Regions from separate parts of the Homo sapiens genome. Here region 2 is linked to region 1. The links are chromatin loops, found by intact Hi-C in ENCODE. Cell type or tissue: B cell. All regions are shown on one strand. Links, peaks and the distances in the headings refer to the core of each region. The heading gives the core; the rest is flanking DNA.

Region 1 (7,908 bases), core at 2,125-6,124:
AATCTCACTTATAATACCATTGTTATAGGAATATGCATTCAGAAAATTCCAACATGGAAAGAAATTACTATCTCTCTAATGTCATGGCCTTGCTAATTCCTCTGCTCCATTTCACCCAAACTAACAGGCAAGCAGAGACCAAGGTTCCAAAAGTCAAGTGCTGAGGCTGAGGAACAGCAGTTAGGACACAGAGCCTATATAACTTTCTGAAAAACGAAAAAGGCGTTAGAATTTTTTTATTAACAAATAGGAGAAACAAGAGTGGGAAATGTAAAATGTTTTCAACTTTTCCCCTTCCATTTACCCTTTGATTCTCCCTTTTTATCTGAAGAAAAGCACCAGGAGGTTAGAGAAGGCCTCACAGGAAAAAAGACCCTTCTTTTTAAGTAATTTTACAATCAATTGTGAGAGAAAATTTATTAATGATGATATATGTGATATAATTATGAAATCAGAAAAAGAGTACTCAGTTTTAGAAAGATTTGCATCCAATAATTTTGGCCATTTTAACTGTGAAGTTTCAATACAAAGCTTTTCATCTGCAAAGCTCATTTACACAAATAATCTTCTCCCAATTATGTTAAATAACTATGCAGCTGAATGCTATATAGTATAATCATAAGGATGTACAAGTATGAGTATACACACTTATACAAACATGTTTAAGTCTGAAAGGCAAATTCTGCACAGAAGATAAAAAAATTAACGGTGTGTCTTTACACATGATATAATTTGCATTTCGAAATAAAAAGATATTTTCTGAGTAAAATAGTACATGATGAAATCAGAAAATCTGGAAAATACACATTTTTTAAAAACTGAAAACTTACCTCATCTCCTAGATATAAGAATTTTTATCATTTTATTGTATTTCCTTGCAGCATTTATTTTCTGTGTGTATGTTTATGTAATATACAGTTTATCTATACCTTAAAGTCTTGGTTTCTACTTTTTTTCTACTTCATGTTAAATTGTGAGTATTTGTTGTGCTCCTATGTCTTTGAATTATATAAAGCAGCCTAATATCCCATTATATGAACATACAATAATTTAACAATTTTCCCACTGTGAATCACAGTAGGTTGTGTCAAAGTTTTCACTCTAATAAATACTGTTCTACTGAATGCTCTCATGTAAGATATTTAAAACTTTTTTTTGAGACAGAGTCTCACTTTGTCGCCTAGGCTGGAGTGCAGTGGCATGATCTGCTTCCCCAGTTCAAGCGATTCTCCTGCCTCAGCCTCCCAAGTAGCTGGGATTACAGGCTCCTGCCACCACCCCCGGCTAAGTTTTGTATTTTTAGTAGAGATGGGGTTTTGTCTTGTTGGTCAGGCTGGTCTCAAACTCCTGGCCTTATGTGATCCACCCGCCTCCGCCTCCCAAAGTGCTGGTATTACAGGTGTGAGCCACCACGCCCGGCCATGTAAGATATTTAATGCATGATTGGTTATTTCTTTCTTTCTTTTTTTTTTTTTTTGAGATGGAGTCTCACTCTGTCACCCAGGCTGGAGTGCAGTGGCACATCTCAGCTCACTGCAGCCTCCGCCTCCCAGGTTCAAGCGATTCTCTGCCTCAGCATCCCGAGTAGCTGGGATTACAGGCATGTGCCACAACACCTGGCTAATTTTCGTATTTTTAGAAGAGATGGGGTTTCATCATGTTGGCTAAGCTGGTCTCGAACTCCTGGCCTCAAGTGATCCGCCTGCCTCGGACTCTCAAAGTGCTGGGATTACAGGTGTGAGCCACTGTGCCGGCTGACTGGTTATTTCTTTAGGATCGATTACTAGACATGACATTAATACAATATAAAAGGATATAACCATTTTTAAGGCTTATCATACACATCATGAAACTATTTTTCAGGATGGCTCTAAGAATTCCTAGTTCTACTAACAGTGTACATATGACCTATCTAATTCTTTCTTTTCATCCTTTGTGAGTTGAAATACAGACCCACCTAATTCTTAAAATTTAGACTTTGATATGAGACATATAAACTGAAGTTTTCCCACTGAGATTATACATGTTGTCTTATTCACTTAAGAATTTACCAACACAAAAATTATACTAAATTATTTTACAAGGTTAGCTTGAATTAAAAGCATTAATTTCTGTTCATATTAGAAACTGAAAAAGAAACAAAAGGACTGTGATTATAAAACCATACTTGAATTTATGAGTTAAAGTATGCATTAATTTACTCACAACAAGGACAGTTCTCCATAAGAAAATGGCAAACGAAGCAATTCCCAAGAAGGCAGTGATAAATACAGGTTTCCATGGCAGTCCATAAAAATCAGGCCCAGGCTGAACATCATCAGGCAATGTAGCAACTAGCTGAATGTTAGAAATAATGTTAGAAATAATGAGAAACCTTAAAGAAGCTTACCATAAAGCAGTCACAAAGACTCATTCACAGAAATTCTAAACCAACTCTATCAGATACCTATCCCCTCAAAAATCTTCAGTAGCTCTCACTGCTTTAAGAAAAACAGGATACTGGGAGTCTCATACTTATTGTTTGGCCTGTGGTGTTTTGAAGTACTATGACTCTAAATGTCTTTAGGTTGGGCATATATTTCTAGTTTCAATAGGCCCTGATACAATATGTTATCTAAAACATGGCTGGAATCTCTCTGCATCATACTTTTGTCTTGAATAAATTGGTTTTTATTGCTTAAAAAACCACATAAGACAAAAAACCTTTTATATACAAGTAACTAACTTTTTATGGCTGCAAATAAAACCAATATGATGATAATGAATATCACAAATAACGTTTTATTCCTCTAAGATTTAAAATCTTAAATCGACTTACATAAACAAAGAACAAATGCTGACTAAGTTCGGATAGCTCCTGATAACTGATCTAGATAAACCGCTTTGAATTTAGTGCCTTAATTCTAAATGTTTCCTTGAAAACAGTGCATTAAACACCTGTCTGCTCTATGCTGTTTCCACAGCCCTTTACAAGTACACTATCACACTGGTCCCATCCCACAACAGAGCCGGGGGTTATGCAGAAAAGACCTGTAGGTTCTCTGTGTTTTGATCATGACTTCACACCAGAACATAAAGTGCTGTCACTTCGTAAGTACTCAATAAAAAAAAAAAAAAGAGTGACGAAACCTTCTCAAACACACTCCCACCTGCCTCCCTAAACAGCATAGAAACGTCTTGCTTTCCTCGGATCTGACACACTCCATTTCTCCTTTGCACAGACAATCAGTGCACCCACTCTGCTTAGAACTCATCCACCCGCCTGTGACAGCTTGGGTCCCTCCCCGGGAATCGGGACTGTCACCTCCAGCAGCTTGGCTATGAAGGCTGCGTAGAGCACAGACAAGGGTCCCACAAGTTCCGGGTCCCCCGGGGTAGCGGCGATAGAAGGCACAGTGGCAGGTACTGAGTCCATTGTGTAGAACAGCTGAACGCAAGCGACAATTCCCTGCGGAATGGCACTGGGCCCCCTGTTTTTCAGAGCTTCCTCCTCCGGAAAGGCCCCAATTCAGGGGGCGGACTCTGGGATTGAACTTCGCCTTCCACAGCTGCCTGCACTTTCGCTTTATGCCGCCTATAAAACACGTCATCAGCCACTGCCCCTGGCGCACCTCAAGGCACCAAAGGAGCCGGCCGGCGAGGGCGGGGCCAGAGCGGACGGAACCAACTATCGAGGGGACGGGAGAGAAGAGCGAATAGGGCTAGAGCGGAAGAATCCCAGTAAAAAGAGGCGGAAGTGACTGGCGCTTTCGCCAGGAACCGGCGACTTAAAGAGCCCCAGAGTAATGAGGCCAGGGATTTACCTGGAGGAGGATTGTGGGCGGCAGCTGGGGAAAAGGAGAAAAGCAGGTCTCTCGTGCCGGCCCGGAGCTGGCCCTTCCTGTCACAGCGTGGAAGGACCACCGCTCAGATGGGGCGCCACTGCAGTGCGCGGCCTTTCTTCCTTGCCCACTCAGTCCTCTGCTTACTGTTCCGCCTCCAGACCTCCATTGCGCTCGCTGTCTCACATTCTTGCCGACACTCTATTAAAAAGTCTTACCCAGGAGTCATGTCATCGTGTCACCCCCATGCACATGGGTTGAGTTATGGGTCCCACTTTTTTTTTTAGATGGTGGCTGCGGGGAAGGGGAGGGAGTCTCCCTATGTTGCCCAGGCTGGACTCGAACTCCGGGGCTCAAGCCATCTAAGAAGCTGGGACTACAAGTGTCCGGCCACATCTTAAGGTTATATGACTTGTGGAAAAGGACAAGGATAATGAATAGTATGGAAATCACGTTCCAAAAGTTGAAGAAACCGGGGACATTTAATCTGTGGGGAAAAAATGGTATCTGTAGATAAAAAATACCATTTTTAGACCTTTAAAGGTCTCTCTTCGAGTTGAATATAAAGTCAACTCAGAGGAACAATCAAGCAAGAACAAGCAGGAAAACCCTGAGAAAGAAGAGCAGTGAAGGGTGTGGTACAAGAGGAGGGCAGGATCTGTAATAACAGTATGGTACTGGCCCAAGGATGCAGACCGACCACGGGGCAGAATAAAAAATCCAGAAATAGACCCAACTGCACTGGAAATTTGCGATACAGCAAGGCAGCTGGTTAACAGACTTTTTAATAAGTGGTATTACATATCTAGATAACAATATGGAAAATGATAAAACTGGATCTTTTTCTCATTGTTCATAAATTCCAAGTTAATCAGAAACCTGAATGTAAAAAATGAAAACAAACAAGTTGAAAAAATTGAGTGACTGTCTCTATGTATTATGTGAGTGGGCAAGACCTTCCTAATTATGTATCAAAATCCAAAAGCAACAAAGGAAAATATTCGTAAATTTGATTACTGGAAAACCAAAAAAACTTGCCCAACCCCATCCAAAAAAATTGCAAAATAATCAAACTTTGGCAATGGTAACCTAAGAAAAAATATTTGTAACATATTATGAAGGATTAATATTCCTAAAATATAAAGTGCTTTACAAATAAGAAGATAGCCGCTAGCAAACCTATAGAAAAATGGGCTGAGGTAATGAACAGATCCCAGGAAAAGAAATGCAAATAATTTAAAAACATATGGAAACATGCTCTGCCTCACTCATGATACAAGAAATACAAAATGAACCTACAATGAAATATGATTTCTCACTTATCTTGGCAAGATCCAAACATTTGACAACACACTCTGTAGGTGAGAGAATGTGGAGGAAGCAGGCACTCTCATGCTATGCTGATCTTTATATAAAATCATACAACCCCTATGATTTGGCAACGTCTCCTGAAATAACTTGTGTATTTACCTACTGACTCAACAATCCTACTTCTAAAGATCTATCTCAAAGATACTGGGGATATAACAACAAATGCTGAAAAAATATATGCACAAAACTATATTATTCCAGCATTACTTATAACAAAAGACTAGAAACAACCAAAATGGCCATGAATGAAAGACATATTAAATACAACAAAGTATACTGTGAAGCTATAAAAGAAAATAATTTTATATACTGCTAGGGTATGCTGTCAGAATACATTTTTTTTAAAAGGTAGAGAAAAGTAGAGACTACTACTTTTATCTAAGAAAGTTAGGATTTTTTTTCTTTACAGCTTTGAGGGAAATATGACATTCAATAAGTTATATGTATTTAAAGTGCACAGTTTGATCAGTTTTGCATATGAATACGCCTGTGAAACCATCATCACAACCAACATAGTGAACCTCCCAAAGTCTCCTTATTCCCTTGGTAATCTGCCCCTTTTCATCCCTCCCTGCCCCTGAAGCAGAATGTCTGTCATAATACATTAGTTTGCATTTCCTAAAGTTTTATATGTATGTAATAATGCACGATTATATTTTCTCTGGCTTCTCTCATTCAGCATAATTTGAAATTCACCCACATTGCTGCACATATCTATAATGGTTCTTTTTTTAATTGCTGAGTAGCATTTCATTGTATGGGTATGCCATAATCTGTTTATCTGTCATCTATAGATAGATATTTGATTTTTTCCAGTTTTAGGCTTTTATAAATAAAACTTCCAAGACTATCACAGAGATGAATCTGCCGCAGCTAGAAATGCTCAAGAACCAGCTGGACCAGGAAATGGAGTTCTTGTCCACCTCCATTGCCCAGCTCAAAGTGGTACAGACCAAGTATGTAGAAGCCAAGGACTGTCTGAACATGCTGAGCGAGAACAATGAGGGAAGAGAATTACTCCTCCCACTGACGAGTTTAATATATGTCCCTGAGAAGCTGCATGATGTGGAACATGTGCTCATTGATGTAGGAACTGGGTACTATGTAGATAAGATAGCCGAGGATGCCAAGGACTTCTTGAAGAGGAAGACAGACTTCCTAACCAAGCAGATAGAGAAAATCCACCAGCTCTCCAGGAGCACACCATGCTGTCATGGAAATGATGAGCCAGACGATTCAGCAGCCCAGAGCCCTGGGGGCAGCTCAGGCTACTGCTAAGACCTGAAGAATCTGTTGCAGAAATGGGGCAGAGGGATACCCCTTGGGCATGGCTTCCTGGTGCCAGGGAAGGGAAGGGTCTTATATTTAATGCCAGTAAATGTGCCAGCTGGGCAGAAAAAATAAACTGTCAAAAACATTGACCTACAAGTCTTTCTATGCATGTATAATTTATTTTCACTTGGGTAAATGTGTCTCAGGTAAATGTTTAGGAGAAGAATGGCTGGATCATATGACCAGTGTAGGTTTACCTTCTTAAGAAACTGACAAGCTGTTTTTCAAGATAGCTGTACCACTTCACATCCCCATCAGCAGTGTATGATACTTCCATTTCCTCCACATCTTCTCCAACACATGGTAAAATCAGTTTTTGAAATTTTAGCCATTATAGTAAGTGTGTAGTGGTAACTCATTCTGCTTTAAATTGGCATTTCCCTGATAATTATGGTGAACATTTTTAAATGTGCTTACTTGCAATTGGTATATCTTCCTTGGTAAAGTGTAATTTTACTGCATTACATTTTTTTAGATGAATTTTGAGAGTTCTTTATGTATTCTGAATACAAATATTTTATCAGATAGATGCTTTGCAGTGACTCTTTCCCAGTCTGTAGTTTGTATAACAGTGTGTTTTGAAGAGATGTTTTTATTTTGATTAAATCCAAATAATCAAATTTCTCCTTTATGAATCATACTTTTGATGTCAACTGTAAGAAATCTTTGCCAATCCAAGTTCAACAAAATTTTTCTCTTAATTTTTCCTAGAAGTTTTATGGTTTTAGGGTTTACATTTAAGTCTATTATCTGCTTTGAGTTAATTTATGTACATCATGTGAGGTATGGATCAATTTTTTGCATATAAATATCTAATAGTTTTGGTACCATTTGTTGAAAAGACTTTCCTTTGTACATTTAATTGTCTTTCCACCTTTGTCAGAAGTCCACTGTCATACATGTATATTTCCAGATTTTCTATTTTGTTCCAATGGTCTATTCATCTGCTGTCTTACTTACTAGAGCTTTATAGTAAGTCTTGAAATTACATGATGCTTGGGCTATTCTAGGTCCTCTGCATTTTCCATATGAATTGTAGAATCAGCTTGTCATTTAAAAAAAAATCCTTCTGAGATTTTAATTGGGGCTATGTTAATGCAAGTGATCAAATTGGGGAGCTTAACAATATAGTCTTCTGACTCATAAACAAGGTCTATCTCTCCATCTATTTAGGTCTTCTTTAATTTCTATCAGCAATATTTTATAGTTTTTAATGCATATGTCTTACACACTTTTTGCCACATTTATCCATAAGTACTCCATATTTTTGATACTATTGTACATGGAATTTAACTTCAATTTCCAATTGTTCATTGCTACGATATATAAATACAATTGCTTTTAGATGTAAATCTTTATCTAGCAACCTTACTAAACTAGATTT
Region 2 (7,908 bases), core at 2,617-6,616, 480 kb before region 1:
GCAGTCAGTCTGATTGGTTGCGGACAGCCAATTTCCCATCTGCCACACAGAAAAGGACAAAGGGAGTAGCGTCTGGTCCTTTTGTTACTTATGCATGGAAAGTTAGGATTTTCCTTTCAATTTAGTTCTGGGAAGTCGGTGTGAAACAGACTTAGGTTCCCTGCCTCCAGACCCTATTCTACTGCCTCACTCCCACATTGTTCCATTGTCAGGAATAAACGACTCTGGGGGTAAGGTGGACCTCCAGATGACGACGAAGGTAGAAGGGGAGGAGAGGCTGAGAGGCTAACCTGCCACTGGGACCCAGGGCCAAGGCCCTTTGTGATTGAGGGGAAGTGACCACAGATCAGCAGATGATGACTGAGAGATGGGCTGGAGCAGGACCGTGGTCCGGTCCTGAACAACACATGCAGCCATGCCCAGAGATGCTAGGCTTAGAGGCTAACATGCAGTAGACAGCTGCGTGGCCTTAAGTTACTTAACATCTCCGGGCTTCAGTTTCCTCATCCGTAAAATGGTACCTACAGTAATGGTACCCAGTAATAGTACCTACAAAAGACTGGGAGGATGAGGGAAGGGAGGGAGCTCCCAGCTGTGTGGGGAGGAGCATACGGGCGAGGGTAACCCCCCATATGGTATTATAGGGATTTGCGTCTATTTCTGTCCTCCCTCCAGACTCTAGCCTCATGGTTCTCAGACATGGGTATGCATCAGAATGACCCAGATGCATTAAAAACACTGCCAGGTCCCAGCCCCAGAGCTTCTGATTCAGCGGGGCTGGGGTAAGGCCCAGTAATTTGCATTGCTCGCTAAGCCCAGGTGCTGCTGCTGCTGCTTGTTCCCGGACTGCACTGTGGGCACCACTGCTCTGGAGTCTGCAGAGCTCCAGCAGGGACTCCTGTTGAGGAGAGACGGGCATATAGTGGGAGCCCAGGCCTAGGACGAGTAACTCTAGGACAAACAAAAATTCCAGATACAGTGCAAGAAGAGGTAGTGATGAATGAAAAAGCGATCACTCCAGCAGAGCTTTCAAGTCATGGTGGTTTATGAAGGGAGTTAGAATTGCACCTGGGGAGCAAGTGCTGAGGTTAATGGCAGTGCAATTCCCCGTCTGTTTTATTGGAACTGTTGTCAGAGGCAGAATGCTGGGCTGGAGGGACTGTGGCCCTAGCAATGTTTTGGACTTGACAATGCCCATTTGTTGGGCATGGTTCCGGTGGGATGCTGTATTATGCAGCTAGAGAATGTATTTGTCCTGGAAGAGTTCACTTTGTTCACTGCCCTCGAGCCTTTATCCAAGGCTAAACCCACATGCTGTACCTACTTTTGGAATTGGTCCAGGAATTTTATACCTGTGTGAATTTGGAGAAACTCTCTCAGACACCCATTTGGAAATGCATTAGTGTTTTTCTCAGTGAGTCCTCCATGCTTGCTGTTCCAATGGCCCTCCAGGTTTGGGCCCAGCACCTGCCAGGAGAAGCATTCCCTCTATAGCTTCCACCTGACCACAGCCAGCCCAAGCCCTGCTCAGAACCCCAGGCCTGCCAGCGAGCCTGTGACTGGAATTATCTATTAGGGATCAAGCATTAACTTGACACAGGAGCAGCCCTGGCTCAGCTGGAGGCATCCGCATGCTGTGGTGCCCCAGGAACAGAGGCACCCCTGAAATGCAAGCTGTGTGTTTGCTGCAGAGACACCATGGCCCATAACTCCCCAAGCATAAGTGAGCAGCTCTGCTGTCCAGGCAATGAAGTCAAGAAAGGGAACCAACCCAGCTAATGGCTGGGATTAAAGCTAAATGAATTCAGCTCAAATGAAAGGGATACTGACCCTTCTCCCTCTGGCCTCATTAACTTAATTAACAGTGCTTGGCAGGAGTATTGAAGCCTGCATTGATTGTTCTGTTTCTGTTTTTCCCCCTCAAAGCCCTAGATACAAGTTAAATCAGCCTTAATAATAAAAACCCAATACTCAACAGCCCTCAGATTTTCTTACCAGCCCTTCTTCCTCTAAGAGAATCACTTGGTTTCTGAGTTGGAGGGGATCCATTAGACCAACACTTCTCAGAGCATGGCCTGAGACCACTAGCTTCAGAGTAACTGGGATATGGCTATAAAATGCACTTTCCAGGCCTCAGAGGCCTGTGGAACTGGAATATTGAGAAGTCCAGTTTGGGTATTTGTAGTGGGTTTTGGGGGTTTAATTTAATTTTTTTAATTGTGGTAAAATAGACATATAATTTTCATTTTATAAAAAATGTCCATTTTAATAATTTTTAGGCAGACAGTTCAGTGACATTAAGTACATTCACTACTGTTTGTCTCCAGAATGTTTTCATCATCCCAGACTGAAACTCTGCCCATTAAACGCTAACTCCCCATCCTCCCCTCCCAGCCCCTGGTAACTTCTGCTCTGCTTCCTATCTCTGAATTTATCTATTCTAGATATCTTGTAAGTGGATTCATGCAATATTTGTTCTTTTGTGACTGGCTTATTTTACTCAGCATAATGTCTTCAAAGTTCATCCGTCTTGTACCGTGTGTCAGAATTCCATTCCTTTTTAAGGCCGAAAAATATCCCATTATATAGACAACAAATTTTGTTCATTTATTCATTCATTGGTGGATATTTGGGTTGTTTCCACCCTTTGACTATTGTGAGTGATACTGCTATGAATATTGGTGTGCAAATATCTGTTGAGCTTCTGCTTCCAGTTCTTTTGGGTGTACACCCAGAAGTGGAATTGCTGGGTCATGCGACAGTTAGTTCTGTGTTTCATTTTTTGAGTCAGTACTGTTTTTAAGCAGCCCACATGGTTCTAAGCTGCAGTCAGGGTTGCAGCCAGAAGACCAGGTGATCAGACTCTCTGCTGGTGGAGTCACCTGAAGACTCTGAACAACCCTGGATGCCCAAGCCACACTCCACACCAACTAAATTTGTAATTTTTTAAAGTCTCCTGGTGATTCCGGTGTGTAGCCAAGTTTGAGAACCATTGGTTTCCATCAGTGATTCTCAAATTTGAGTGTGTATAAAATTCACACAATGGCTAAGGATACAGATTCCTGAGAGAGCACACCACCACCCCCCCACCAACACCACAACCCCCACCGCCACCACCATCACCACCAACCACCGCCAATCCCAAAGAGGCTCATTTAATGCATCTGTGGTCAGTCTGGGCTTCCTGGGTCTGAAGACTTCCCAGGTGATTCTAGTGTGTAGCCAAGGCTGAGAGCTACTAATCTTGTTAAGTCTTTCAATGAAACATGAGAACACTGAGAGTGTGAAAGGTGACACACTCTGCCCAAGTCCCTGAGCTCGTTAGGTTCTGAGTCTGCACTCATTCCCAGGGCTGATTTTCAAGACAGTCCCACGGGTTCTCCATACTCAGCCTTGCAGGTGCAGGGGGTAGAATCTTATATAGAACCTGCATCTTTTCTACTCTTAATTTGAACTGTAATCCTTGAATTAGAGTGTAGTCAGTGCTGCTATAATGCTTGTTTTGGAATGTAAATTTGTTTCTAACGTGATTGATGTATTAGGGAACAATATTAATGTGTTAGGGAAGACTATTGATATGCTGGAGAATAATATTAACATATTCAAGAATGTGAATTTCACATTTGCTTATGTGCAATTTCTTGCATGTAAAGGCAGAAAACTGCACCCAGCTGTGCCAAAACACAAAAGAATACACAAAATACACCTCCAATATTAGTCAGCTACCTCATTCTCCATGTGTGATTTGAGCCACATGCACCCACATCTGTTGCTGTAACTTCCCCTCTGATATCAAACAACCCTTCTTCCCCCATTCACAATAACTCACTGGCGGAGTGCGGTGGCTCAGGCCTGTAATCCTAGCAATTCTGAAGGCTGAGGCAGGTGGATCACCTGAGGTCAGAAGATCGAGACCAGCCTGTGCAACATGGTGAAAGGCTATCTCTACTAAAAATACAAAAATTAGCCAGGCATGGTGGTGCACACCTGTAATCCCAGCTACTCAGGAGGCTGAGGCAGGAGAATCACATGAGCCTGGGAAGTGGAGGCTGCAGTGAGCTGGATTGCATTCCAGCCTGGGTGACAGATTGAGACTTCATCTCAAAAAATAAAAATAAAATAACTCACAAGCTGCAATCTTTCGGATGTCCACTTCCACAAGCAAACTGCAGGTCATTTTCAAAGTCAAGTGCTGTATTATGTATTTTTAAGAATTTAACTTGGCTAAAACTGTGCTACCTTAAGGGGGCTCCAATCCTTTTTTTTTCTTTTTCTTTTTTTTTTTTGTTTTAGACGGAGTCTTGCTCTTGTCGCCCAGGCTGGAGTGCAGTGGCATGATTTTGGCTCACTACAACCTTTGCCTCCTGGGCTCAAGGGTTTCTCCTGCTTCAGCCTCCCAAGTAGCTGGAATTACAGGCACCCACCACCACACACAGCTAATTTTTGAATTTTTAATAGAGATAGGTTTCACCGTGTTGTCCAGACTGGTCTCGAACTCCTGACCTCAGGTGATCCACCTGCCTCAGCCTCCCAAAGTGCTGGGATTACAGGCGTGAGCCACAGCGCCTGGCCCAATCCTTTCTTTATAGGCCACTGTTAAGTTTTCAAGTGTGAAACACCCTAGCTCTATTTTTCCCATGAGCCTTGTGGTTTTTATTGTGTGATTTTGCATAGTGTAATGACTTGTAAAAAGGAATGTATGTCACCTGATAGAAGAACTAACTGTAGATGTAATTATACACATTGCTTTTTAGCATCCTTTTAACAATGAGTGAGCAGCTCACTGCCCCCTTGAGAATTTTAGTTCCTGTCCCTCTCTTTCCTCCCTCTATAACCACTAGATGGCGCACTCCTCCGCTGGGGTCGGGCGCCTTTGCAGCGGCAACCTCAACAGCGTGGACGCCGTTCTTGAACTCTCGTCTCACTGAGGTTTGATTGGGTCTGGAACAACTTCACAGCCTGGTTCTCCTCTTTAGATTGGATTTCCCCAATCCCAGTGCTCATTCAAGATTTACTTCCGCCCACTTTAGCTCTGGCTTCTTTTTGGATGGTACTTCTTCCCAGGCTATCTGCAGGAACTGCCTCGCTGCACACACCTCTGCTCACCTGCTCACCTGGTTCCTCTGCTCACCTGTCCTGCCATTTAACCCACAGAGATCTACTTCAGAGACAAAAATCTCGTTATTTCATGCCTTTCTGTACTTCATAAAGAAATCTGTCTGCGTGGTATCTTTGTAATACGACATAAGCCCAGACAATGTTCTTTCACATCCATTTGTTCAGCTGGCCTTATCCACCTTACTTACTTACTTTCATTTTAGCTTCCCTATTAGGTACTTGAAAATTCAGTATCCTGGAACATATTTCGTTTGGGGCTGTCTTTCACTTATCTTTACCACAAATTCAAGGTCACCCAGTTTGGTGGCATGTTTGGGAACCGGCATTGAGTCATCCATAAAAACAAAGAATTTAAACTAAAAAATGTAACTGTTCTTCAGAGCTGGCATTCTCACTCCCATGTCTGCAGGGATTTCTCTGGTTTCATGAGATGAGAATTTCCTTCTCGTGTTTGGATAAAATAGCAGCTGCAAAACTGTCAGCAACTTGGGGTCCAAGTTTGTTCTTTCCTGCAAATACTGGTAGTTCAATATTGGAACATATTTATATCTTAGAGTCACTTAAAATCCTCATTTCTGAAATCAAATTTTCTATTCTCTTTTCTTCTAGAATAGAGATCAGCAAACTACGGTCTGTGTTTGGACTGCAAAACCTAAAATATTTACCCTCTGGCCCTTTAGAGAAAATGTTTTCTATCTCCTGTTCTAGAGCCTAAAGTGTGATTGTTTAACAGAAACTAAGGGTCCTCAATGTGACATGGAGATGGACAGGCCTCAGGAAGTCAGCAAATCCTCTGAAACTGGGTTCAAAATTTGGTTTGTGATGCAAATGTGCATTTTTATAGGAAAAAGGATCAAAGCTATCATCAGAGTCTCAAATGGGTCCAAGACTTCAAAAGGTTTAAAAACATGTTGTCTACTTATGGGCAGTGTGACTGAGCATGAGAGCCCACCATAACATCCTAGGTGTGAGCAATGAAGCCAACATGCTTACATGCCTTGTTAGGGCACTTCAGAATCTACTTCATACTATAAGATGTGGAAAAGGTTATGTGGAACCCAATACAAATATGGTCTTTCCATTACCATTTATTTTCCTCCTTGGGTGTCAAGGCCTGTTCTCCCCCACTATTCTTGTCTCATCTGAAGTACATCTTCAGACTCTTCACCCCAGGTACCACTGAGTAAGGGCTCATGCTTCCTACCACACACCCTTATCTCTGCCTCCCAGGATTATATCAGCTTCTAGAATCACAGCCTTCCAATTGCACGCCAGGAACCCTGGAGCTGGATTTAGGGCCCATTGCAATAACTGCCTCTCATCTCATCCATTGTGACATCTGTCCCTCTCTTCATAGATTCTATTCTGCCCTTTTTAGGTTGGTTTATCATCATGATGCATATTTGATATTATTGAACACTGTGGGGTGTCAATGCTAAATGTGTAATTGAGGATGGCAGGGACAGAGCAGAGCACCTCCCATGGCACCTGAGAAAGCCTGTCCCAAACCTTGGAGGTAGGAGGGATGGTGCTTGCCTTTAGGAGTTTCTTCTGAACTGTAACACCCTCATCTGCCCTGATTGGTTTCTATTTTCTTTCAATAATTCTTCATTTTATCTATTGAGATCACTTTGAACTTTTATCCCATTTTCCAAAATGCAGCCTCCTGCCTGTGTGTGTCATCTATAAATACAAGGTCATTACCTCTGAGGCCCATTTGAAGCCACAAGAAATTCACTGAGACAGAAAGTGGCTACTTTGTTTGCATTACTCAATCTCATCACCTACAAAAGAAACAAACACTGGCCAGGCACATGCCTGTAATCCCAGCAGTTTGGGAGGCCGAGGTGGGCTGATTGCTTGAGCCCAGGAGTTCGAGACCATTCTGGGCAATATGGCAAAACCCTGTCTCTACAAAAAAAGTACAAAAATTAGCTAGCATGGTGGTATGCACCTGTGGTCCCAGCTATTCAGGAGGCTGAGGTAGGAGGATCACTTGAGCCCAGGAAATTAAGGCTGCAGTGAGCTGTAATCGCACCACTGCACTCCAGCCTGGACAGCAGAGTGAGACCCTGTCTCAAAACAAAACAATCACAAACTATGTAGATGGAAAGAATACATAGGATTCGCAGAATTCCTGGCTTTAGTCATCAGAGTGCCTGTAAGGAATGTGGAAAAAGACCTGGAAGCTTTACCTCTCGGCACTGCAGCACTGTCAGACCCAGGCCTCTGTTTTATAACAAATATTTGAAATGACCTCTTTATTATTTTGAAATGACATTCATAGCTGTAACATAATCCACCTACATACATAATTTTATAGAAATCAATATACTGTCCTAACTTGGATATAAAAAAGAAATAAAAGGGGAAGTAATTTATAATGAGTTGGTACATGTCTCAATGTGTGAATGCTTATGTGCAACTAGAAGATGAAATGAGTTAAACACTCACACCTACTTATAAAGAAGATGCTTGGATTTAGGAGAAGTAAAATAATATTCAACTGACCCTTCTTAAACATTTTTTTTCCAAGGCAGGGTCTTGCTCTGTCGCCCAGGCTGGAGTGCAGTGGCACAAACACAGCTCACTGCAGCCTCAAACTCCCAGGCTTAAGCTATCCTCTCACCTCAGCCTCCCGAGTAGCTGGGACTACAGGTATGCACCACCATGCCCAGCCAATTTTTGCATTTTTTGGTAGATATGGGTTTTTGCCATATTGCCCAGGCTGGTCTTAAACTTCTGGGATCAAGTGATCTACCTGCCTTGGCCTCCCCAAGTGCTGGGATT

The links. Hi-C counts contacts between places; a loop is a spot of excess contacts. Peaks named below come from ENCODE experiments on the same cell type or tissue, not always from the same donor. Only the 100,000 strongest peaks of a DNase experiment are listed, where the experiment ranks them.
Region 2: a loop joins it to region 1, with 3 times the contacts of the local background. A loop is called at or near these places in 2 of 110 quality-filtered maps.

The regions. Positions count from the first base shown.
Region 1 is chr1:222,639,983-222,647,890 of GRCh38, reverse strand. It overlaps MIA3 (MIA SH3 domain ER export factor 3), which reads right to left. Exons shown (of 28, transcript NM_198551.4): 7 at 2,206-2,337. It also overlaps the pseudogene LOC107985098. Among named protein-coding and RNA genes, the nearest start is that of MIA3, 26 kb to the right of the region's middle. RefSeq lists enhancers at 3,155-3,234, 2,835-3,710, 3,305-3,914, 3,985-4,104, 3,711-4,588. In B cell, for the core only: no CTCF peak of the experiment used is centred there; a DNase peak (open chromatin) is centred at 3,650; H3K4me3 peaks cover 2,130 bases; H3K27ac peaks cover 2,541 bases.
Region 2 is chr1:223,120,826-223,128,733 of GRCh38, reverse strand. All of the region lies in intron 5 of TLR5 (toll like receptor 5), which reads left to right. Among named protein-coding and RNA genes, the nearest start is that of TLR5, 18 kb to the left of the region's middle. In B cell, for the core only: CTCF peaks have their summits at 4,638 and 4,837 (motif pointing right); a DNase peak (open chromatin) is centred at 4,853.